Linked DNA regions of Mus musculus: region 2 is linked to region 1. The links are chromatin loops, found by intact Hi-C in ENCODE. Cell type or tissue: heart. All regions are shown on one strand. Each heading gives the region's core, and the rest is flanking DNA. Links, peaks and the distances in the headings are about the cores only.

The links. Hi-C counts contacts between places; a loop is a spot of excess contacts. Peaks named below come from ENCODE experiments on the same cell type or tissue, not always from the same donor. Only the 100,000 strongest peaks of a DNase experiment are listed, where the experiment ranks them.
Region 2: a loop joins it to region 1, with 8 times the contacts of the local background. A loop is called at or near these places in 23 of 42 quality-filtered maps.

What each region holds. Positions count from the first base shown.
Region 1 is chr12:17,805,525-17,817,351 of GRCm38, reverse strand. Gm40312 (a long non-coding RNA gene) reads right to left here and starts at 2,197. Exons shown (of 4, transcript XR_872514.1): 1 at 2,047-2,197. In heart, for the core only: a CTCF peak has its summit at 8,549 (motif pointing right); no DNase peak of the experiment used is centred there.
Region 2 is chr12:17,550,549-17,562,375 of GRCm38, reverse strand. Gm36862 (a long non-coding RNA gene) reads right to left here and starts at 5,475. Exons shown (of 4, transcript XR_381312.2): 1 at 4,759-5,475; 2 at 4,468-4,658. Odc1 (ornithine decarboxylase, structural 1) reads right to left here. Exons shown (of 12, transcript NM_013614.2): 12 at 10,874-11,769. The coding sequence ends at 11,625. In heart, for the core only: CTCF peaks have their summits at 5,468 (motif pointing left) and 8,083 (motif pointing left); a DNase peak (open chromatin) is centred at 8,085; H3K4me3 peaks cover 721 bases; H3K27ac peaks cover 1,190 bases.

The DNA.
Region 1 (11,827 bases), core at 2,622-10,621:
GGAAAAAATAAGATAGACCACGATAGTCTCAAATTTAAACAACCTCTCTCTACACATACAGACCTACACAAAGAGATAGAGGTAGAATCTAACAGAGGAAGTTAAGGATACACATGAAAACACAGGTAGTAAATAATCTCTTACTGTCTGCAAAAGAAGGGAAAGCACACACACACCCCAACACCAACACCACCAGCAGCTGCAACAACAACAACAAAATACAGGGAGTTAACAATCACCATTTATTGACTCATTTAACAGAAAACAAATCTTAATTTGGGAAAGAATGTAGCTGTAACTTGTCACAGGACTTTGTGGATTTCTTGTTTGGAAGCTATACAACTTTCTAGCTCAGGATGGTGGTGGGGGGTGGGGTATTGCAGGTAAACTTCTGAGTATAATTTTGTGTCCCTCATTGATCAGTAGCTACTTGATTCCAAAAAATTCCTTCTTTTTTTTCTCTCTCTCAATTTTGGTTTTTCCAGATATGGTAGCCCTGTTTAGCCCTGGCTGTCCTGGAACTCACTCTGTAGACCAGGCCGGCTTTGACCTCAGAAATCTGCCTGCCTCTGACTCCCAAGTGCCGGAATTAAAGGTATGCACCACCACCACCAGGCCCAATAAATTCTTATCCTTTGCACTGTCTTGGTGTCAGTTGTGTTGAACCTCAGTGGACCCAACATTGTAAAGGCTTTACCACACTGCTGACATTCATGGCATCTCTCTCCAGTATGAATAGTTTCATAATGAGGAAGACTATACAGGTGTGAAAAAGCTTCACCATACTAAATAGATTCACAATGTTTCTACCTAGTACAAATTCTTCCATGAAGGAGACAACTATGTTCATTATATTCATAAAGTTTCTCTCCATTATGACTTCTTACATGCCTGCAATAAAAATTGGCACATGTGATATGTTTACTACATTAATTTCCCTGTTCAATCATTTCATCAAGATGAATAAAGTTTACAAATTGGTCTAATGATAAAGATGGACCAGTTCATCTGGTTTTATCACTTCATATGTTCATGGGGTTCTCCCTCATTATGAGTTGTTTTGCATCTTTCGAGATATCTGTGTTAGTTATCTAGTGTGTTAGTTAGTTAGCTGACATTTATAACATCCTTTTTATATGGGGTATTTATATGATGTATTTCATCTATATGAGGAAAATGGAACAACTCAGAGCTTTATACCACTGATTGCATTCATAAGTTTTCCTGTAGCGTGAATTATACCACATTTGACTGTGAACCAGGACAAACAAAAGAATGTCCAAATTCCTAGTACCCATAAATATTTTCTACAGTGTGAGCTTGGGGAAGTTCCCAGTAAAATTAGAAAACCAATTGACTGCAAACTTCAATCAGAATGTCTATGAAAAGCAGAATCTTACATATTTCTCACTGTTTGGGGATAATAAGCGGTACATTGCTTCTTTCAATATCCCTATGCTCACATGGCTTTTATTCATTGTGACACATGATATATATTAATAGAAGAGTAACAGATGAAAGGTTTCCACACTGCATTCACACTGTTTGACTTTTTGTTCCTCATAGACATGTAATATATGAATTAAGGTTTCCCCAATGACAACACTTTTGACTCCCATAAACTGTACCCTAAACAAACATCAATTTTACTACAAGAATATGAGTACCACCAACTTTCCCATGGACTATTTGCTTATTAGAAGGTTTTGGATACATATTTATCACTATCCAATGTGCAAAATCTAAGTATTAGGAGTTTATACACATTGGCAGATACACAGTATAGCTACAAATCGAATAATAGAGCTATAAATCGAATAAAGGTATCTCTTAAGGCAATGTTTCCTTGTCTTTTTTTTTTAAGAGGGATGCTTTGATAGATAAATCAGATAACTGACATTGAGGCAGAACATTTTTTTTAAATATTATAATTATAGTTACACTTAAAGTATTGACATTTTACACTCCTACTTTTCTTTAGAGCTTTCATAACATAGTAAAATTTCCTCAGAGGCATATTTGTATCAGTTTGCACATGAAAATTACCTTTCATGTTTTCTCAAACTTTGACAATGGCCTTCAGTATGATGGTTTTCCCAAGTGTAGCCTAAAAGACAGTACCAGAAAAATGAATGATATAGTATTGGAAATAAGGCAAAATTCAAGGTACTGTGAATTTTCACATCACTGGACACTATTTATTCAGCTCGGTATTCCTTGTTCTCAATTGAAATAACAGAATCATCACTCACCAAGAGATATGTCTTCCCACTATTTTGAAAAGCAAAAGAAAATTCACAGTCATACCTATAACAGTGAGGTTCCAGTAGGTCTCCAGCATCACATCTTTGTAGAGACTCTTCTGGGAAGGATCCAGCAAATTCCACTCTTCCCCAGTGAAGTTCACGTGCACATCATCATAAGTCACTGCATCCTAAAATATCCCATACATGTGTACATCACAAAGCATGGTACTGACATCACTCTAAAGTAAACATATGCTTCCTTGACCATATATTTATGTAATTCTGGTGCTTCCTCCACTGATGTCCTGTCAGAGAAGTTATAATCTAAGTACCATATCATTTTAGAAGGAAACTGAGTTGAAGGTTCACCTGTGTTGCTTATGAACATTTTAAATAAATAGGGTAAAGTCTTTCAAGAGGAATTGCAATTGAGAGGGAGATGTAGGGTGAAACAGATCAACAGTACTGAGGACACATCCCAGAAATTGTAAGAAGAATCACTAACGAGAAAAATCATGGACAAGCAGGGTGTATTTGTTCATGTCTTTAATCCCAGAGTCACGGGCAGGTATACGTCATTGAGCTGGATCCCTGTCTGTTCTATGTAACACATTCCAGGACAGCAAAGTTTACATATTAAGACCCTTACTCCACTGCAAAAATCAACTAGGGAGACAAAAATGATAGAAAGAACTCAGTTGTTTACTACAGTTCTTAGAAAGAAGTATACATTCCCCGCACTTTTTTATTCATCTAGCAGAAACAGGAAGTGCACCAGTTTAAACTACAACATTAGTAAAATTTTACTAAAAGTCAGTGCACATTTAATGGAGCAAGGGACACATGAAAATATTAGTAATATAAGTGTTGAACATAAATAAGCAATATAGGGCAGCAGAGAGTGACAGCTCAGCCGTGGAAAGTTCTTGCTGTTCTTCCACACAACGGTAGCATTTACGTGGGGACCAACAACGACCCATGACTTCAAAAACAGGAGCTCTGAGTCCACCTTCTGACAACACTAAAATGACGCACACATGATATTCATATTCATGCACACAGGCAAAACACTCCTATTTATTTAAAATTTTCAAAACAAGTACAAGAGTTAGGTGAAACATCAACACCCAGAATCCAATGACTCTGAAGCCTCTGGCAGTATTGATGTCATGAGCATATGCCATCCTGAAAAATAGACGATAACCTATATACCCAGGGGTACACAAGGGGCCCCCACCCCTGCTCAAAGAAGAAACAGAAGAGATTGGGAGGAAAGAGTCTATGAGGGCAGGGACCTAGAGTAGGGGCAGTGATCAGGATGATAATGAATATATAAATTATAAGATAAACAAAAAAAAAGGAAAGAAAGAAAAAGGAAAATTTGAGTGCATATACACTTTCATCTTCCCCAAGATGAATCTAGAAAGGCTCCTGCACTGTACAAATGTCTAAAGTCTCTGCTGACACTCAAAACAATATCTTGATAGCCACATCTTGCAAAATCAAAAAGCAAGTTATATCTTTCCAACATAAAATGGCACTGAATACCCCTCCCCATCCCAATCGATAGGAATGTGCACACAGGGAGAGAAGATTGGACAAAGGCAAGAAAAACAGCAGGGCAAACACCAAATCCTATAGCTTTGTCTCAAACACATTGGACTTCAATTCCTAAAGGCATAGATGGTGCTCTTCCTGTAACTTCTCATACATCTCTCAGTTTGGGTACTTCATCTCCCTGTAAGCATCTCTCCATGGCAGATTTCTCAATGTGTTTGTTTTCTCAACAACCTGTGGTCACAAAATGCAACTCAAGCATCAACTTCACCACTTAAATGCAAGGAACTCAAACAAAGTCTTCCCTGGGATCCTGACTCTGTCAAAAAATGGCTGGAGTGGTGCTAAACTGAAACCATAGAAGAATCCATGACCATGGTATTTTCATCTTTCAGTTTCTAGAAGCAGCACGATATGGATGATCCTGTGAAGTTTGGCTCCTAAATTAACGGACCCTACCTCGCTTGGATCACATTTGCAGCAGGTTTTGTTTAAGGCTCCATCCTGGGATGAGGAAACACTTTGAATACTCCTCCCATTAATTTAAAACATACAAGCAGGAGGAAGTGCTACACTTAGGGTACCTTCATAGGCGCATACCCACAAGGGCATTTGCTCCACGAAGTTCATAGCCACTTTATTTATAAAAGTTAATGTGTTTCAAGAGGCAGGTGGATTTCTGAGTTCGAGGCCAGCCTGGTCTACAGAGTGAGTTCCAGGACAGCCAGGGCTACACAGAGAAACCCTGTCTCGAAAGAAAAACAACAACAACAAACAAACAATAAAACCAAACCAAAACCACCAAAAACAAACAAACAAACAAAACCGTGTTTCATTTACAAAATGGAATACTATTCAGGTATTAAAAACAAGGACATCATGAATTTTGCAGAGAAATGGGTACAATTAGAAACTAATATCTGGAATGAGGTAACTCAGGCCCAAAAGGACATGCATGTACATACTCACTTACAAGTGAATAATAACCATAAGTACAGGATACCCACACTGCACTTCATAGACTGAAAGACACTAAACAAGAAGAAAGGCCCAAATGAGCATGGTTGAATCTCACTCAGAAGGGGGAATAATAGAGTCAGAGGAGGCATGCTGCACCCACCTCGGCCGGCAAGGAAGATACAACACGGTCGGTCGGATTCTTCTCAACAGCCTTTATTGCAGGAACGCCTCGATGCTGCTACAGGGACCCTGGGCACCCAGGGAGATCTGCTTATATACTCTCAGCCCCCATCCACTCACGACAGGCCACGCCACCTCACCAGGCACGCAGCTTCAGCCAATCAGGGCTGCAGGGGCATGTCTCCACCAAATATGGACTTGTTTACACCGCCAGCATCATGGTGCACCTGCGCAGCTCTCACGATGGTCGTGGCTTATTTTCGGGTGTATGAGGAAGTCAGGTGCAAGTCATAAGACTTAGCTGCAGTCCTGGGTGCCATCTTGGGACTGCTACCACACCTGCTCCTCACAGAGGCAGAAGGAAGAGAGAGAACTGGATGGGAGAGTAGATAAGAAAGGGGAAGGGGAGTGTTAGGAACAGGTATAGTAAGAGACAAGGGAGGGCCAGAGAGCCAGGAAAATTAATTGAAATCTGCAGCTGGCAGAGGGGGAGTGGCTGGGGAGGGCATCTCTAGAATGGGCCTGAGACTAGGAATGGGAGGGCACAAAGGGGGCTAATGAGGTGATCTTAGCTGAGATATATAGCATTGAGTTATGGACCATGAACAGGTGACATCTTGCAGTCAGGCAGAAACCCCAGTGGAGAGTTAAGTACACGAACAGAACCAAAAACCTTTCCACCCACAATTTGTCCTGTCTGCAAGAAACGCAGGCACAAATTTGAAACAGAGACTGAGTTGCATTTCCCTGATGATTAAGGGTGCTGAACATTTTTTCAGGTGCTTCTCAGCCATTCGGTATTCCTCAGGTGAGAATTCTTTGTTTAGCTCTGTGCCCCATTTTTAAATGGGGTTATTTGGTTTTCTGGAGTCTATCTTCTTGAGTTCTTTATATATATTGGATATTAGTCCCCTATCTGATTTAGGATTGGTAAAGATCCTTTCCCAATCTGTTGGTGGCCTTTTTGTCTTATTGACAGTATCTTTTCCTTACAGAAGCTTTGTAATTCTATGAGGTCCCATTTGTCAATCCTCGATCTTACAGCACAAGCCATTGCTGTTCTATTCAGGAATTTTTTCCCCTGTGCCCATATCTTCGAGGCTTTTCCCCACTTTTTCCTCTATAAGTTTCAGTGTCTCCGGTTTTATATGGAGTTCCTTGACCCACTTAGACTTGACCTTAGTACAAGGAGATAAGAATGGATCAATTTCCATTCTTCTACATGATAATCGCCAGTTGTGCCAGCACCATTTGGTGAAAAATGCTGCCTTTTTTCCACTGGATAGATTTAGCTCCCTTGCCAAGATCAAGTGACCGTAGGTGTGTGGGTTCATTTCTGGGTCTTCAATTCTATTCCATTGGTCTACATGTCTGTTGCTATACCAGTACCATGCAGTTTTTATCACAATTGCTCTGTAGTACAGCTTTAGGTCAGCCGTGGTGATTCCACCAGAGATTCTTTTATCATTGAGAAGAGTTTAGGAATGGCCAAACTATACCCTGACCAACTGGTAACCCATCCCATGGGCAAGCACTGAGGCTGGCATTACTGAGGATAATTTGTTATACTTGCAGATAGTAGCTTAGCATCATTGTCCTCTGAGCGTCTCCATCCAGCATCTGACTGAAACATATGCAGAAACCCACAGCCTAACGTTGGACAGGGCTCAGGGAGTATTTTAAAAGAGTTGGGGAAAGAATTGACAGCCTCTGAAGGAATAGGAAGGCCATGAGAAGACCCTCTGAGTCAACTAACCCAGAACCTAGGAGACTCTCAGAGATGGAGCCACCAACCAAAGAGCACACACAGGCTGGGATGGAGGCCCCCACCATATATGTAGTGGATATGCTGCTCAGTCTTCATGGGGTCCCCAACATCCAGAGCAGGACATTTCCCTTAAGTTGTTCCTGTCTGTGCAAACTATTTCCCTAACTGGGCTGCCATTTCTGACCTCAGTAGGAAAGGATGTGCCTAACTCTGCAGACTTGACATGCCATAGTTGGGGATACTCAAGTGGTTCCCACCCTGCCTGGGGAGAGAAAAGGGAGTCAGTGATGAGGGACTGTGGAAGGTGGAATGGGGTGGGTGTAACAATTAGAATGTAAATTGAATAAAGAAATAGGAAGAGTGAACAAATACATATCAATAGAATAAAAATATATAAATCAGCCAATAATTTTTAACGTTTGCCCTACTCAATAATTCAGGGCATAATCCAAGTACAAAAGTTTTTTGGTTTTTTTTGGGGGGGGACCAAGATACCACACAAATGACCTCTCCCTAAAGTTTTCACAGTCTATTTTCCACTGAAATAGTATGACCTCAACTTCGTGTGGCTGCATTACTGTCAACACTCCAATCTTCCAGACCCTACGGGAAGAACCGATTAAACTCCATGTACAGCTTTCTATGACTTTTGCCATCTCAATTTCTGATATTTTCCATATTCCTTCAAAAGAGACCAGAGATTCTGTCTAGCAGCAAAATCAGCTTTTGAAACAATTGCTGTTGTTGCTGTTGCTTTTGTTGTTGTTGTTGTTCTACCTTGCTACTCTGCTGCTGAGATGGTTTCCTCTGAGCAGAAGCATCTCAGGTAGTAAATGTTTGTTTTACATGATTCTGTCAGATCACAGCCCACCATACTGGGAGCTCAGACTAGAAACTGAAGCTAGAAAATGAAGGCAAAAATGTTTGACAAACACTACTTCCTGCCTTGCTTTCTTGCTTGGTCACTCTCTCATGCTCACCTAGCTCTCTCATCCAAACCACGACCACTTGCTTCCCAATATTGCCACCCTTCATGGAAGAGTCTTCCTATATCAATTATCAACACTATCTCTCAGAGACCTAGAAACCAACCATTCTGATGAGGGCACACCTGCAACTGAGGCTTCTTCAGATGACTGTAGTCTGAAATGTTGAGTTAAAACAACTATGACACAGAGACAATAATAAGTGAGGCAGTTGTAAAAACCCAAAACCAATGATCTAACCATATCATTACAGGACCCGTGCCACCACATCAGGGAGTTGGAGTAGTGTCTGAGCCAGGATAAAATGGGAAGGGGTCCTGGCTCAGAGCATGGAAGGATACAGTAGAATAGGGAGAAGAGAGGCTGCACTGCCCTGTGGTGAGGTGTCCTTAACCCTGGATTCCCAGGCCAGGGAGACCAAAGAGGTGGCCAAACAGCTGGAAGGTGAATAGAGGAGTAGATTGCCCCACAGACCTGGAAATAAGACTGCTGGTCTAAGGAAGATATACTAACTTTGCTGGAAGGGATGAAAAACAGCCTGCCATATACTGACAGCTCCAAGTTGAAAACTACAGAGTCACATATAGACTGAGAACAGGGTTGTTTAGAAGGGGGGAAAAATGAGGTCTTTGTCCTTTCCACCCTGTTTTGCAGAGTCTGATTTTGCCCTGGATGCGGTCATAAAGAGCTCTCTGTTGAGTGCAACTTAATGGGTACAGGTGCTCTTGATAAGAAGGATTTAACCCAAGGCGGAGGGTGAGTAACTCTATCAATTGGGATGGAAACAGTCTCATTTCCTCTCTCAGTCACACAATACTAAAGTGGCACACACATAATAGAGGGCCACAAGGGGGCAGTAAAGGCTATGCAGCAGATTCCTCCACTTGTACAGAGGAGAAAATGAAGACAGGATGGCAGCTATGAGCCATGGAACAGGATTCCAAGACTGCTCTAACTTCCCAGAAATTAAGAACGGGGCACTCCTATTACAGGCCCTGAAACATCTTCCTAGCCCTTTGTGGATATGACTCTCCAGCATATCCACTTTATGGGAGTTCCATATTCTCTTTGATCATGTCCTCCACAAGTACTCAAGAAAAATTTAAAAAAACAGACACATTTCTGACAGACAGGTCATGGATACAAAGAACAGCAGTGACACATCCTAACAGCTGGCTTTCAACCCTTCACCTGGGAGTCCTGAGGGTCTTGGGGTTCCAGTCTAAGCAGCAAGATTTTATGCCCAACTCACAGGAATCACAAAGACCAGCATGGAGCCCATTTCAATGCAAACACACAGAGGTCTTTTATATGAGCTCAGTAACAAGGACTCTCAGCAGTCAAACTACCATTAGGTACAAACTGAGAGAACAAATCTAGGGGTTTTGAGTATTTATTGTAGTTACAACAAGAGTGGGGAGTTTGCATACAAATCAGCATTGTAATTTTTTAAAACTGTATGTCTGGCATAATGTGCAGGATCCAAGCAAGGGGAGCAAAAAAAAAAATCTAACAAGCATGATGGGTAAGCTGTTTTTGTTTTGTTTTTGTTTTTGTTTTTGTTTTCTATAGGAGGTCTTAGTTATCTCTATGTAGCTTGACCCTGCTGATGTACCTTAACTGGCTGTTGATAAGGGGATTTTGTCATGGGATTTTTGCTGGAATGTACAAATGTACATTCTCAAAAAGCAAACTGTTTGGGATTTACAAACTCATCTCTGTTCCTGAGCCCCTGATTATAGACAGAAACTCCTGGTTAACCACAACCATGCCTGTCTGTAGACTAGACTTTGCCCAAAGACCTACCTCACTGTTACTGCAGACACTAATATCAGCTGCCATTACCACTGGAACAGAATCCCAGTGGAAATTTCCTCTCCTCCTGTGCAAGCCTCCTATAGATACCATAGACAATCCCCACCTGCCCATCCATTCCTGCCTCATCCCTGTGTCTCAGCCCCCTTTGGGCAGATACTCCCTGTTCAACCACATTCCATGCCTGAAAGGACACAAGGTAAACTTCCATAGATCAACTTCATGATTGATTGATTTACCCCAGATTCAATTTTCCCAGTTGTTCCAACATTGTATTACACACCATGGGCTGCTTGACCTCTCTCCTGACTATGTCTCCTTATGGATTACTAAGATCTTCTGTTCCTGCCTGTCGCTTCTCCCAGATTTTAATATCACAAAGCATCCCCTCTTGACCATACCCACCATACAGGTCAGTAAAATAGGAAACTGTCAGTGAACACTATCTTCAAATCCATGCATCAAACAGTAACACAGAAACAAAACTCCCACCCAAAAAGACAAACCCAGAGGCCAGTACCTAGGTCAATAATCACCCAAACAGAGATGGCTACACACCAGCATAGCAACATAGATAGTAACAGCCAGGAACAATTGCAACCAAGAAATCCAAGCTATGCCATCACAGCAGGTCTGAGAAATTAAAGCATGCAACAGATAAAGTGCAAAAGAGGTTGTTTGGGGGAAGGGAGAGGAGTGAGAACCTGGGGAAGGGATAGAAGTACACAAGAGGACCTGCAGACAGGCACACAGACAGGGAGGAGAAAGAGAGCCATGAGGGGAGAGATGACAGAGAGTGTGCATGTGCAGAGAACAGAGACAGGGAACAAAAATAGAGAGCTGCTATAGCTGGTGGTCCATGTATATAAAGCACGCTTGACAACAGACACAGGGGATGGAGGCAGGAAATGACATAAGCTGTTGCTAAGTCCCTAAGAGCAGGACACGAAATTACTTGTACATTGACAACTACAGAGGTTCACCCACAGAACAGGAAAGGAAGAAAGAATCTCAGGCATTGAAAATGAATAAAAATTACAAATGATTGGTATAGAAGAATATCAGCTCAGAGGACTATGATTTTTCAATAAAACCATGAAGGAAATTTTTCAAAAAATTAAAATCCCTTTGCCAAATAATAATCAAATCACTAAACATATGAAATAAAGAAATATGGAAAAATTGCAACTGAAAAAAATTAACAAAACCTAGACAAACAAAAACAAATAATGTATATATCTTTGTCAGGGTTTCTATTCCTGCACAAACATCATGACCAAGAAGCAGTTGGAGAGAAAAGGGCTTATTCAGCTTACACTTCCACATTGCTTTTGATCACCTAAGGATGTCAGGACTGGAACTCAAGCAGGGCAGGAAGCAGGAGCTGATGCAGAGGTCATGGAAGGATGTTCCTTCTTGGTTTGCTTTCCCTGGCTTGCTCAGCCTGCTCTGTTATAGAGCCCAAGACTACCAGGCCAGGGATGGTCTCACCTACAAGGGGCCTTTCTCCCTTGATCACTTATTGAAAAAACGCCTTACTGTTGAGGCATTTCCTCAACTGAAGCACCTTTCTCTGTGATACCAGATTGTGTCAAGTTGACACAAAACCAACCAATACAATTGACCCCTTGTCAACTTGACACACAAGCACATCACTAGTAAGCCTCAACCCTTACTTTCTTATTCATCCCCAAGATCTAAATAACTTTAAAAATCCCACAGTCTTTGCAAATTCTTAAAATTTCAATCTCTTTAAAATATCCAATCTCTTTTAAAATCCAAAGTCTCTTAACTGTGGACTCTACTAAAATACTTCCTTTAAGAGGGAAAAACATCAGGGCACAGTCACAATCAAAAGCAAAATCAAATTCCAACTGTCCAATGTCTGGGAGCCACTCATGATCTTCTGGGCTCCTCCAAGGGCTTGAGTCACTTCTCCCAGCTCTGCACTTTGTAGCACACACCTCATCCTCTAGGCTCTAGATGCCTGTACTCCACTGCTGCTGCTGCTGCTGTTCTTGGTGGTCTTCTCATGGTACTGGCATCTCCAAAACACTGCTGTCAATTGCAACTGTGGCTGTACCTTCACCAATGGCCTTCAATGGCCTCTTACAGTGCCAAGACTCAGCTGCTCTTCATGACCCCTTCATGCCTTCAAATGCACTACCACCTGGATGACTCGTACACATTGACAAGTCCAACCATAGCACAAGGTACCACCTTGGCTATCTCTGGAACACAGCCTCTGTGCTCTCAGAAAACACTTCCCAGAAGATGTCACCTCAATGATGCTGGTCTCTTCTTAATCACCACTA
Region 2 (11,827 bases), core at 1,903-9,902, 250 kb after region 1:
CAAGCAGCCTTGGGGTTCTTTGTCAGTGAGTATCTCACTCATCTAACTGGGGAGGAGGAGGAGGTAGGATGGATTAATCAAAACTAAGCCTATGTGAAAAACCCTAATGGAAACCCACTACATTGTAAGCTCATTTTGAAAACATAATTTTTAAAAGTTTGAATACAGGTACTATGCATGGGTGGACAATGTTTTCCCCAGAAGAAATGGGTCATTAAACAAAATAACCAGTGCCAAATGTGGGCTGCCTCCCTATGAGTTATTGGTCAGGGAAGCCCCCCAGAGGCCCCAAAACAACACAAGCTATTGCCATTGCTTGCCTACCAGAACTGGATGATAAGGCCCTATTGCAAAAGACAACACATATTGGCTGCAAACAGGGAGAAAGCAAGCTGGGAACTGCCCTGAAAATTTACTCCTCAGAGGAAGGGCTGGATTTCATAGTGCCCCATGGTTCATGTAGGCCCCTGGAGAAGAAGAAAAGATATCTCTGGTGCTACCCAGCTATAGGCCTTGAATGATACACACACAAGTGTTGCTTTGTTAAATGAATGTGTTGTCAAACTGTCTTCTCAATAGTTGTTCAAACTCATTGATAAGTGCTGTTCTCAACATTGGTCAGAGAAGTCTCCTTTTGCAGTGGACAGCAGGTGGAGAGGAAAGGGTTTATTCCACTTACGGTTCTCCATCAGTGTTCATCATCCAAGAACAAAGACAGAAACTCATGGATGGCAGGATGCTGGAGGCAGGAGCTGATGCAGAGGCTGCTCACTGGCTTGCTCCTCAGGGCTTGCTCAGCCTGCTTTCTTATAGATCCAGGACCACCAGCCCAGGGGTGGCCCCACCCACAAAAAGCTGGGCCCTCCCCCATAAATTACTAATTAAGAAAATGTCTTTCAGCCAGCTCTTATGAAGGCATTTTCTCCATTCAGTTTCCTTCCTCTCAGGTGACTCTAGATGTCTTAAGTTGGCATAAAACCAGCCAGCCCAAAAGACCCCTTGTACACTTGAAACACAACGCACCATTAAGCCATAACCTTTTCTTTTGTGTTCTTCCCTAAGATGACACTTTATTATTTTTATTTTATTTCATTTCATTTTATTTGGTTTTTCGAGACAGGGTTTCTCTGTGTAGCCCTGGCTGTCCTGGAATTCACTTTGTAGACCAAGCTGGCCTCGAACTCAGAAATCCGCCTGCCTCTGCCTCCCGAGTGCTGGGATTAAAGGTGTGCACCACCACACCTGGCTAAGATGACACTTTAATAACAACATTTTAATATAAACATGTCAAGCTTTGAATGTACCAATCTTTAAAAATACAGTCTCTTTAAAATCCAAAACTCTTTAAAATTAAAAGTTTCTTAACTGTGGGCTCCTATAAAATAAAAGATAAGACTGTTATAATCTGAACAAACCAAAACCAATCTCCAGCAGTGTAAGTAACTGAGTCCAATTATCTGAGATATACTCATAATTTTCTGGGCTCCTCCAAACGGCTGGGGTCACTTTTCCAGCTCTGCCCTCTATAGCACACACAGCTTGTCTTCCAGGCTCAGCTCCACTCCAACCCCAGCTGTTGCTCTTGGTGGTCATCCCACACTACTGCCATCTCCAAAGTGTTGGAGTTCCTTGCTTTACGAGGCTGCACCTTCACCAATAGCCTCTGACTTAGTCTTCATCAATGATTCAAATATTGCTGAGATGAAGCACCATGACAAAAAAGAAAGTTGGGGAGGAAAGGGTTTATTCAGCTTCCACTTCCAGATTAATGTTCATCATCAAAGGAAGTCAGGATGGGAACTCAAGCAGGCTGAAACCTGGAGGCAGGAACTGATGCAGAGGCCATGGAGGGGTGCAACTTACTGGCTTGCTCAGCTTGCTTTCTTATAGAACCCAGAACCACCAGCCTAGGGAAGGCACCACCCACAATGGGCTGGGACCTTCCCCATCAATCACTAATTTAAAAAATGCCCTATAGCTAGATCTTATGGAGGCATTTTCTCAATTGAGGTTCCCTCCTTCTGGATGACTCTAGCTTGTGTCAAGTTGACATAAAACTAGCCATCACATGATCAAAGAATAAATAGAAACATTCAAAGAATAAACATAAACTACTTAGCTGGAGGTTTATGAGGTTGATCCATTGGTAGCGTAGCGTATTTGTCGGGCATTCACAAAGCCCTTAATTCACAGCACTATATAAACTGGGCATGGTGGTACATTCCCAGTAATCCTGGCACCCAGGACTTAAGAGGCAGAAGATTATAAAGTTAAGAGGTAAGCATGGTTGAACAGTGAACTTGAGGGAAGCCTAAGCTACATGAGCTACAAACAACAAACAAGGAAACAACCCCCCCCGCCCCCCCGCACACGCACACCTATTTAACTAGCATGGCTCAAACATAGACCAATCAGATAAACACCAGCATGTCCCTTGCTGGAGGACACTGACATACTGAGCCCTGATGCTCTCATTCCAGCCACATAGAAGGAGTCATTCCATCCCACCTGCCAGCTTATCTGGGTTTTATAGTGGGAGCCTGAGCCATCCAATGATGGCCACAGCAGTGATGTTAAAACTCAGGGAGCAGGAGCCAAAGGCCAGGCCTTTTCTGAGCCCTCTAGATATATGAGTCTAACCCACAAAACACAGCCAAGAAATGTGATTGTCATACCCTGTGTGTAGACATGGGCGCTCTACACCATAGGCTTGTCCTGACAGACAGAGCTAGCCACGTCCTTTTAAGATGAGTATAATGTACACAAGTACAGCCGTCTCAGTCTGTATAAGGTTACTGGTATAAATGTTTTCAGGGCTGACCACTTAGTATTAGATAACCAATTGGTGTGCTCTTTCCTGGGGAAGACTGTTTCTCCTGGTCAGATTATAATCTTGAAAACTGAAAGAGCCGGTAGTGGTGGCACACGCTGGTAGGATTTGCTGAAGGAGACAGGGGCAGGAGGATCACCAGTTCGAGGCCAGCCTGGGCTACACATTGCTGGGAGTGGCGGCACACGCCTTTAATCCCAGCACTTGGGAGGCAGAGGCAGGAAGATTCTGAGTCCGAGGCCAGCTTGGTCTACAAAGTGAGTTCCAGGACAGCCAGGGCTACACAGAGAAACCCTGTCTCAAAAAACCAAAACAAAAAAAGAAAGAAAGGAAGGAAGAAAGGAAGGAAGGAAGGAAGGAAGGAAGGAAGGAAGGAAGGAAGGAAGGAAGGAAGGAAAAAGAAATCATTTAAAAAATAAAAAAAAAAAAGAAAAAAACCAATTGTATATACCTTGGTCTCTTTTTAAAGCAGGTAGTCATACTCTCTCTAGAAATTTCTATCTACAATAGACACACAGAGATATGGTTCAATGATTCAGATCATTTGCTGTCCTTCCAGAGAGAGGCCCAGAGTTTGATTCCAAGCACGCACATGGCATCTCACAACCACCTAACTCCAGTTCTAGGGGTTTGATGCCTCCGCTGGTCTCTGTGGGAATTGGGAACTTACATGGTGCATAGATATACATACAGGCAAAACATCCACACACATAAATAAATCTAAAACAGACACACAGGGCTGGGAAGATGGCCCAGTGGGAAAAAGAGACTGTGGTGCAAGTGTGAGGACCCGAGTTCGAGTCTCCAGCCCCACATTAAAAACTGGGCACAGTAGTATGAGCATCTTTAATTCCTGTGCTCCTACAAGGAGATGGGAGGAGAACCCGAGCTGCAAACAACAGCAAAAGGGATGTTCCAAGGTAGAAAGTGAGGGCCAGTACCTGAGGTTGCCCTCTGATACACATATGTGCCAAGGCACGCACATGTTCATATTCACACACACAGTGAAATAAAACAAAACACACACAAACACAGGTACTTTATTGAATGGGAGCTGAACTTATAGACCTCAGTTTCCTGATGCTATAGGAAGGACAAGCATTTGTCACCTACTTGGTGCCAGATGGAGCCCTGAATCAAGGGAGAAAGCCAGTCCAGGGGCTGCAGACTCAACCTCCCTGAGATTTGAATGCCCAGCTCTCAGATGGACTTGGAAGCCCCAAGAGTCACAGGAACTAGTAACATTTTCCCCTGGTCCAGGCACAGTGCAGGAGGTAGGAGAACAGCAGTTGGCTTGCACTGCCAGGCCCCTGGGCTCAGGAGGGCCAGGCTTACAGCTGCTGTGGATTGTTTGCTGCAGGCCCTGTTGGCACCATCTGCCCTGGCCTTGCGCCTACCACTGCCTGGGATGAACGTGCTCCATCTGGTCCATCTGGTGTGTGTGTGTGTGTGTGTGTGTGTGTGTGTGTGTTGCTCATTTGGGGACTCAGGGAAACTGAGGCTCCAGGGGTGTGTTAGTGGCCCAAGGCCACTGGTATCCTACCCTGACTGGGCTAATTGTTTCTTCTCCTGACTGGTCCTAGCTCCCATGCCTGTACCCCCACCACTCACACCCAGCCTCAGGAGAAGATACCCACCTCTTCACTCTCACTCAATGCTGCCCTTTGCTTCCCCCAGGGACAGGCTGACATTCACCATGGTGAGCTCTCTTGTCCCTTCTCCACACAGCTCAGAGCTAATTGTCCTGATTCCCTTCCAAGAGCAGCTTCTCTGAATTGCCTTCGCAGGCACAATTAGGCAGGTTCAGCTTGACTTTCACACTCCAGCTCTGAAAGAAAAAAAAAAAATCAAATCAGCCAGGAAGCGGCGCCTCTCGGAAGTTCGCTGAGAGCCCCTTTGTGCGGTGAACAAAGCACACGCATAATTACCTGCTTAGCTGATGAGCTCAGGACAGGGCCTGCTCACAGGAGAATGGGGCCCAGCACCCCACTCCAGCCAGACCCCAGCCCTCCCTTCATTAGCAGAAGGTATTTTTAGAACAGCCAGCCAGGCAGAGACCAAACTGTCTCTTGGGATGTGTGGCATGCAGCATCCCAGAGTCCCCTCTCCAAAGGCTGCCATCTAGAACACCCAAACAGGAGCTAATGGTGGAGAGAGGCAGTAAGTTCAGTGGCCCAGAGAGGAAGATGGAGCCCTGGGTAAACGGTCAGGTTCGGGATGAGCCTGCCTGAAATCCCAGTCTCTCTGAATGTGCTTCTTGCCCTGTCTAATGGTGCATCTTATATGCCCCATTTTCTCAGTCAGGAGAAAGTAGGGACTTCTAGCCAGTCTAAGAGGGACGGCTTCCCTGCTAAATTTCTGGGTACTCCCCATCGTCTGGAAGCTGCGGACAAGGAAGGCTGTAGTTTGGGGAGAGACAGTGAAGAAACACTTGCAAACACAAAGACCAGAATTTGAGCCCTAGAATGTTACGGGAGGTTGGGGGGAAGCAAAAGCTACGAAAGAGGATGGAGCATTGGCTCAGACGTTAAGAGCACGGGTTGCTCTACCAGAGGGTCCAAGCTTGATTTCTACACGGCGCTCACGTGGTGTCTGTACACTCACTTGCAGGGGATTTAACGACCTCTTCTGGCCACTGCAGGTAATGCATGCATGTGGTGCACAGGCAGATGCAAGCAACGCACGTAAATAAATATAAATAAATCTGGTTGTTTGTTTGCTTGTTTGTTTGTTTGTTTGTTTGTTTTCTAGACAGTAAGGCAGCCTTCACTGATGTCTTCTTGGCTAAAGTTAGCTGTGTAAGCATGATGACCTGCGTTCAGAACTCAGCACTCACGGAAAACATGGCCTCGAATATCCTGATAACACCCAGCATTGTGGAGGGCAGAGGCCGGAGGATCTGTGGGGCTGGTTGGCTGCCTGCCTAACTGTAGATTCATTGAGAAATCCTATTTCAAAGGGATAAAGCTGTAAGTGATAGCTTCGAGTATTCAATGTGTTTTGCAGCCCAAAGTTCCAAACAATTCCACAAGCTCTCTGCACCCCCCACACCCCACCAACGTGGTCAGATCTGTCATAGCAATACCTCACTCTGTGCTGCAGAATTCTGCTCTAGTTTGCTTTCTGTTGCTGTGATAAGCACCATGATCAAAAGCAACTCAGGGCAGAAAGGGTTTATTTCTTCTTACAGTTTATAATCCATCATGTAGAGGATTGAGAAGAGGAACCTGAGGCCTGAGCACCTAAGGAAATCTGCTTACTGGCTTATGCCTCGTGTTTTTCTCACCTTGCAGGACCACCTTTGCTGGAGTGGTACCACACACATTGGGTTGGGGCCTCCTGTATCAAACATTAATCTAGAAAATGCCACACAGACATGCCCAGTAGCCAATCTGATGAAGGCATTTTCTGTTGAGGTTCCCTCTGCCTGATGACCACAGCTTGTGTCAGGGGGGCAGAAAACTAACCAGCACAATGAATGTGACGGATGACAAAGTGAATGGAGGATGGGAGAGATGAGTAGGAGTGTTAATCTGTTGATTCCCTAACTGGTTGTGTGGCATAGAATCAGTACAGGTGAAGCCTAGAGAACCCTCGGATCATCAGCTCTGTAATTCAGAGACCCAGAGCCAACAGTGATTCCAGTACAAACAAGCCTGAAGGCAAGTGAAGGCTAGTGTTCATCTCAAGATAAGGGGCAAATTCTACACACACACCCCCCCCCCACACACACACACCATGTGCACCATTGTAGTGATTTGTCTTATTCCAGTATTCAGGAACCTGAGGCAGGAGAATTGTTAGAAGTTTGAGGCCCAGGCTGGCCATATAAGTACCAGGCCTGCCAGGGCTACTGTGTACTTACTGAGTTACTCCATGCATAAAATCAACCTGGAGCCAGGTGGTGGCAGTGGTGGCACACACCTTTAATCCCAGCACTCAGGAGGCCAAGGCAGGCAGATCTCTGAGTGCGAGGCTAGCCTGGTCTACAGAGTGAGCTACACAGAAAACAAAACAAAACAAAACGACACCCTTTCAACAACAAGCAATCTAAAGAAAAAATTAAGAAGGCAAACACAGGTTACAGCTCCTTCTGTACAGATTAAGACATGGATCTGAGGGTCCTCGCAGACCCTGCCCTGTCAGGAACGCATTAAATCTATGTGGTTCCTCAGTCTACTTGTGCCTAGGAGAAAGGGGAGGGGAGTGCCCCCAAAGATGGTGGCTGCATTCCAAGAAACACAGCTCACAATCGAGGAAAGGACCCCAGAATGAGCACTCTCACCTATACAGCAGAGGCTCCTGACAGGCTCGCTCTCCTTCTGGAAGCAGACTCTTGTGAAGGGGGGTGGGGGGAAGAGGAGGAGGGGAGGAGGAGGAGAGGAAGAGGAGAAGGAAAGGGAGATGAGAGGGAGGCGGAGCCTCCTAAGAGCCTCTTGGTCCTGCTCTCTTGCCTCTGGAATCCCAGAACCTCTGCTGTCCTATGCAGGCACCTGGGGAAGGATACAGTTCTAGTGGTTGCATGGTGTCCTTTATGATATAGATTGACCTGTAGTTTACCTTTCCAAGCAAGGCTTCTTGTGCCCTGACTCAAAAGCACCGGACTACAAACAAGATCTCCAGTTTTCTGTGAGACTCAGGTGCAAGTTTGATGGGCTGTGAACGAGTCACATGACTCAGGCCAGGCCTCTGTCCTCCGTGGGAGCTGTTTGTCCAGAAAGCTGGGTTCTGAACAGCCCAGTGTGATGCCCTGGGTACCACAAGGTTCTGGCTTCTGCAGGGATGTGGATGAAAGGAGAGGGTCAGGTACTGGGGATGGGAGTGGACGGTTGGTGTGGGCTGGACCATGCAGAGGAGAGCCTAAGTGGGCTCTGCTTCTGGCTCAGAGCCAATTAGCAGAGACAGCTATGCGGAGACACACAATTGCTAGACCCTATTCTTAGGGCACATGGGACAGGTAGGCCAGATCTGCATGTACAAATATAATGTGGGCACAGGAGTAGGCCTGGGATACTTCAGGAAGCCATGGCTACAGGCTTTACCCACTGAAGGGACAGGCAGAGAGAGAGCGAAACAGAGGCTGAAGACGACCCACTGGAGATCCCTGGAAGTCCTACTGAGACAGGGATGAGGGTTGGGGGAATCTGGAGAGGGACCAAGTCTGCTTGGAGTCTTCTTTCAGAGTGGAGCTTGGCCCCTAGCCAACGAGCCACACCTTAAACACTAGATGCTGCTGCCCCCTGGTGGCCGTGACCAGCACCGTCCGAGGCTGCGCAGCTAAGAAGTTGAGTCTTGAGAGCCTGGCTTTCTGTCTCCGGTGCCCGTTGCCCGTTGACTCATAAGGATGCTGAGGCCCACAGAAGCCAGGGCCAGGATCCTGGTGCTTAAGACTCAGAAGCCCCGTCAAGCTGCCGAGTTAAATGAGATAAACCACAAATAATGTTTCTTAATAGGTTCCAAGTAATATCTTAAAACTTACTTGCCAAATGTGGCCTCTCTGCCTATAAATCAAAGAGCTGAACATGCACAGCTGCCAAGGCAGGTTGGAAACAGGAGGGAACAGGCCACATCACAGGCAGCCCCGGCTTTAGCATCCCAGCTACCTAGTAGAGGCACACTCCTGCCCAGATACTCAGCCCAGCTTCCTAGGCCTTCTCCCAACGGGTTGTCAAGCATGGCGGCCTAGCGGGTTTCACCTAAGAAACACTTTAGGTCAGCTGAACAGTGGTGGTGGACACCTTTAACGCCAGCACTAGGGAGGTAGGGGCAGGTGGATCTGAATTTGAGGTCAGCCTGGCCTACATAAAACCCTTCTCTCACAACCAGCAGCAATGTTTTAGGTGTGTGGCTAGGGATATCCTAGCTATTCATTTTTCTGTAGCTGTGACAGAACACTGGCCAAAAGCAACCTGAGAGAGGAAAGGTTTGCCTGTCTTGTCACTGATGGGTTATTCCCGCCTCCTCCCCCCCCCCCCCCGTGAAATGTGCCAATTCAGACCAGAGTCGATTATATTAAAGGCAGGTTTATTGGAAGCCACTCTCAGAGGGGGAAGAGAAGGGGAGAGATAGAGAGAGGGGGGAGGAGGGAGAGGGAGAGGGAGAACACACAAAATATCTGGATTATAGAAGAGCCTCTCTTGGGAAAGGGCAGCCCAGCCCCTGGGCTGCAAAGTTCAGGGTTGGGGGCAGTGTATGCCAGGTAGGAACCTGGAGGTCAGGTCTGCTTTGATATGTAAAATGTGTGCCTCCACTTAATACTGGGCTTTGCAATCCCCACCTAGGGGCAAGTCCTAGAGGTACTCTGACTCACTCCCACTGTAGATAAGGCATCGAGAGGTACTCTGTGCCTAGCAAGGATAGGGCCATCTCAGCTGGGTCTGTCCGGCTCCAGGCTCTCAATCCAGGGCTGTTCCAGGGCAAGTGCTCTGGGCTGCCCCTGCCTGCTGCTGTTTGGGCAGGGAATGAACCAGAGAAGGACAAAGTTTCAGGGGCTAGTGAGATGGTCCAGTGAGAAAAGTGCTTGCCTTGTAAGCATGAGGTCTCAAGTTTGATCTCAGCACACACATACAAACCAGGTGGCAGGAGACTGTAAGGGGGTGGCCTCTGGAGGAGACAGAGGATCTCTAGCTTGGTGGCCACTAGTGTGTTGGAGGTAGATCACTGGGGCTTGTGGGCTGCCAGCCTAGCTCCAGGTTCAACTTCTTTCAAGGGACTTCAAATGACACAAGACATCTGATAAGTCTCCTCTGGCACTGCCCACCCCTCTCCTGATATATCACATATACATAAACTGGAGGTATTCAAGGAAGAGATCAGAGATCAGTCTCTGGCTTCCACACAAGTACGTAGAAGCACCCATACAAGCATACACATATATACATATGCCAAAAAAATACTGTCGCTGGGTGCAATGTTAACACTCATGAGACTGAGGCAGCTGGAGGATGATAAACTCAAGGTCAGAGCTGGATCCTGCTGACTTTCTTTAGAACTTAGTTTTTGAGAGCTAAGTCAAAGCAGCCTCCCTGGCCTGTCTGAGCATGCCTGTCTTCCAGAACTCAACTCCTTTCATGGCAAGAAACGCACAGGCTTTAGTCTGCTAGGCAACCACTCCATCAGGGCTGAGGAACTCTGCCTTTGCCAGTCAGACAGATGAAAAAGAATGGTTTCTTCAGGTCAAAAACTTTTGTTTAAAAAAAAACCAAAAATCTATTTGGAGGCTGGAGAGATGGCTCAGTGGTTAAGTGTACTGGCTGCTCTTGTGGGGGACCCATGTTCTGGAACTCCCCCCCCCCCAATCTGATGTCCTCTCTGGGCTCCTCAGGCAAAACCCACATGGTACATACACACATGTAGACACACATCAATTTGAGGGCAGCATGATCTACAAAACAAATTCTAGGCCAGCATATTGGGGCCCTACTTCAAAATAGCAAAAACTGAGTTGTACTTTCCTGTGAATTCCATGCTGGCTTCTAGCCATTTCAGTTTGAGCCTTTAGATTGGAACTTAGTCTTTAGAAAATGTATTGCTGCCAGGAGCTGGAGACCTGGTTTCCCCAGCTATACAAACTACCAATAACCAAGGCCTGGGGTGGGAGCCTTCAACCCTATAACATTTCCACCTGAGCCTACTGGCACAGCATAGGACACAGCAGCTTCACTTCAGATCTTCCAACTCCAGCCACTATTTGTGGCTCCCAAGAAAGTTCTTAGCAAATAAAGCCCCGTGCCTGGGAAAGGAAACCCTGGAGAGGAAGCAGCTGTTGAGGTGCAGGTAGTTCAACCTTCAGATCCACAGGCAGTGAGTCTCTCCATGACAGGTCAGCAGTTTTACTCAGCCACTTCTGCTTGAAATAGAGCCTATATGTAGCCCACACTGGTGTCTCCCAGTGCTGGGATCACAGGATATGACTGCCCTTCCTCCTGACCTACAGGTTTTCAATGCTAACTAGTTTAAGAGTCTGGCATACTTTGGGGAGGCAATAGGTGTGTGTGTAAACTATAATCTAAAAGGTCAGGGTAAAGATTTACAACACAGTAGTTGCTGTTGTTGAATTTATTACAGGAAGTTGACTGCCGATGTTGTATGATACTCCCAACTGTTACTAGGTGGTGATGCAATTGGGAGTCAAGGGTTGAGGGAACAGTCAGGGTTTCTGCAGGCAAGGACTTCAGATGACCTCCCTAGGAAGTGGCCATGCCAACCGGTCACTAGGCAGGTGACATTCCTCACCAACAGACTCTGGGCAACAAAGTTCTCAGCCAACTGCACACTTGGGATGGGCTAAGCAGACTGATGCTGTACAGAGAGGGCACAGCCTTGTGCCATCCACCTCTCCTCTGTGCTATGCGGGGCTAGCCCAACCTTCAGATCCACAGGCAGTGGGTCTCTCCATGACACAGCAGCCTGTGCAGATGTTGGTGCCTTCTTTAAGGATACTTGCAAACATTCCCTGATGCCCAGTTATTTCAAGATACTTTATTTTCACAATGGGTCACAACATAAGCTTCTGGCCCATTCTGCCAATGTACAAGCTACAAACGCTTGCTCAGCAGCTGAGGGGCACACGTTAGTATCATGTCTGAAAAGTGAATAAAAATCCATGTAATACAAATATTCAAAGTTTCCATAGGAACACAGTAAGTGTGACCCCCCATCTCCTAGCCTTCCATACTGCATTGGTGCCAACCCTACTCTCACAAAGACATCCCAAACTAGCAGTAAGTTAAATGGTCCCCCCAAATGCCTTAACACAAGCTAAACTTGCAGGCAAGAGCTACAAGAATGGCATCTACACATTGATCCTAGCAGAAGCACAGGCTGCAGGGTGACGGTCCATCCCGCTCTCCTGGGCACAAGACATGGGCAGCGTGCCATCATCCTGCTCCTCCACCTCCGGCGGGAAGCCATGGCTCTGGATCTGCTTCATGAGTTGCCTGAAAACAAAGAGGTACATATATTCAAAACCCAAGTGTCTCCAAATTTGGGCAGCCT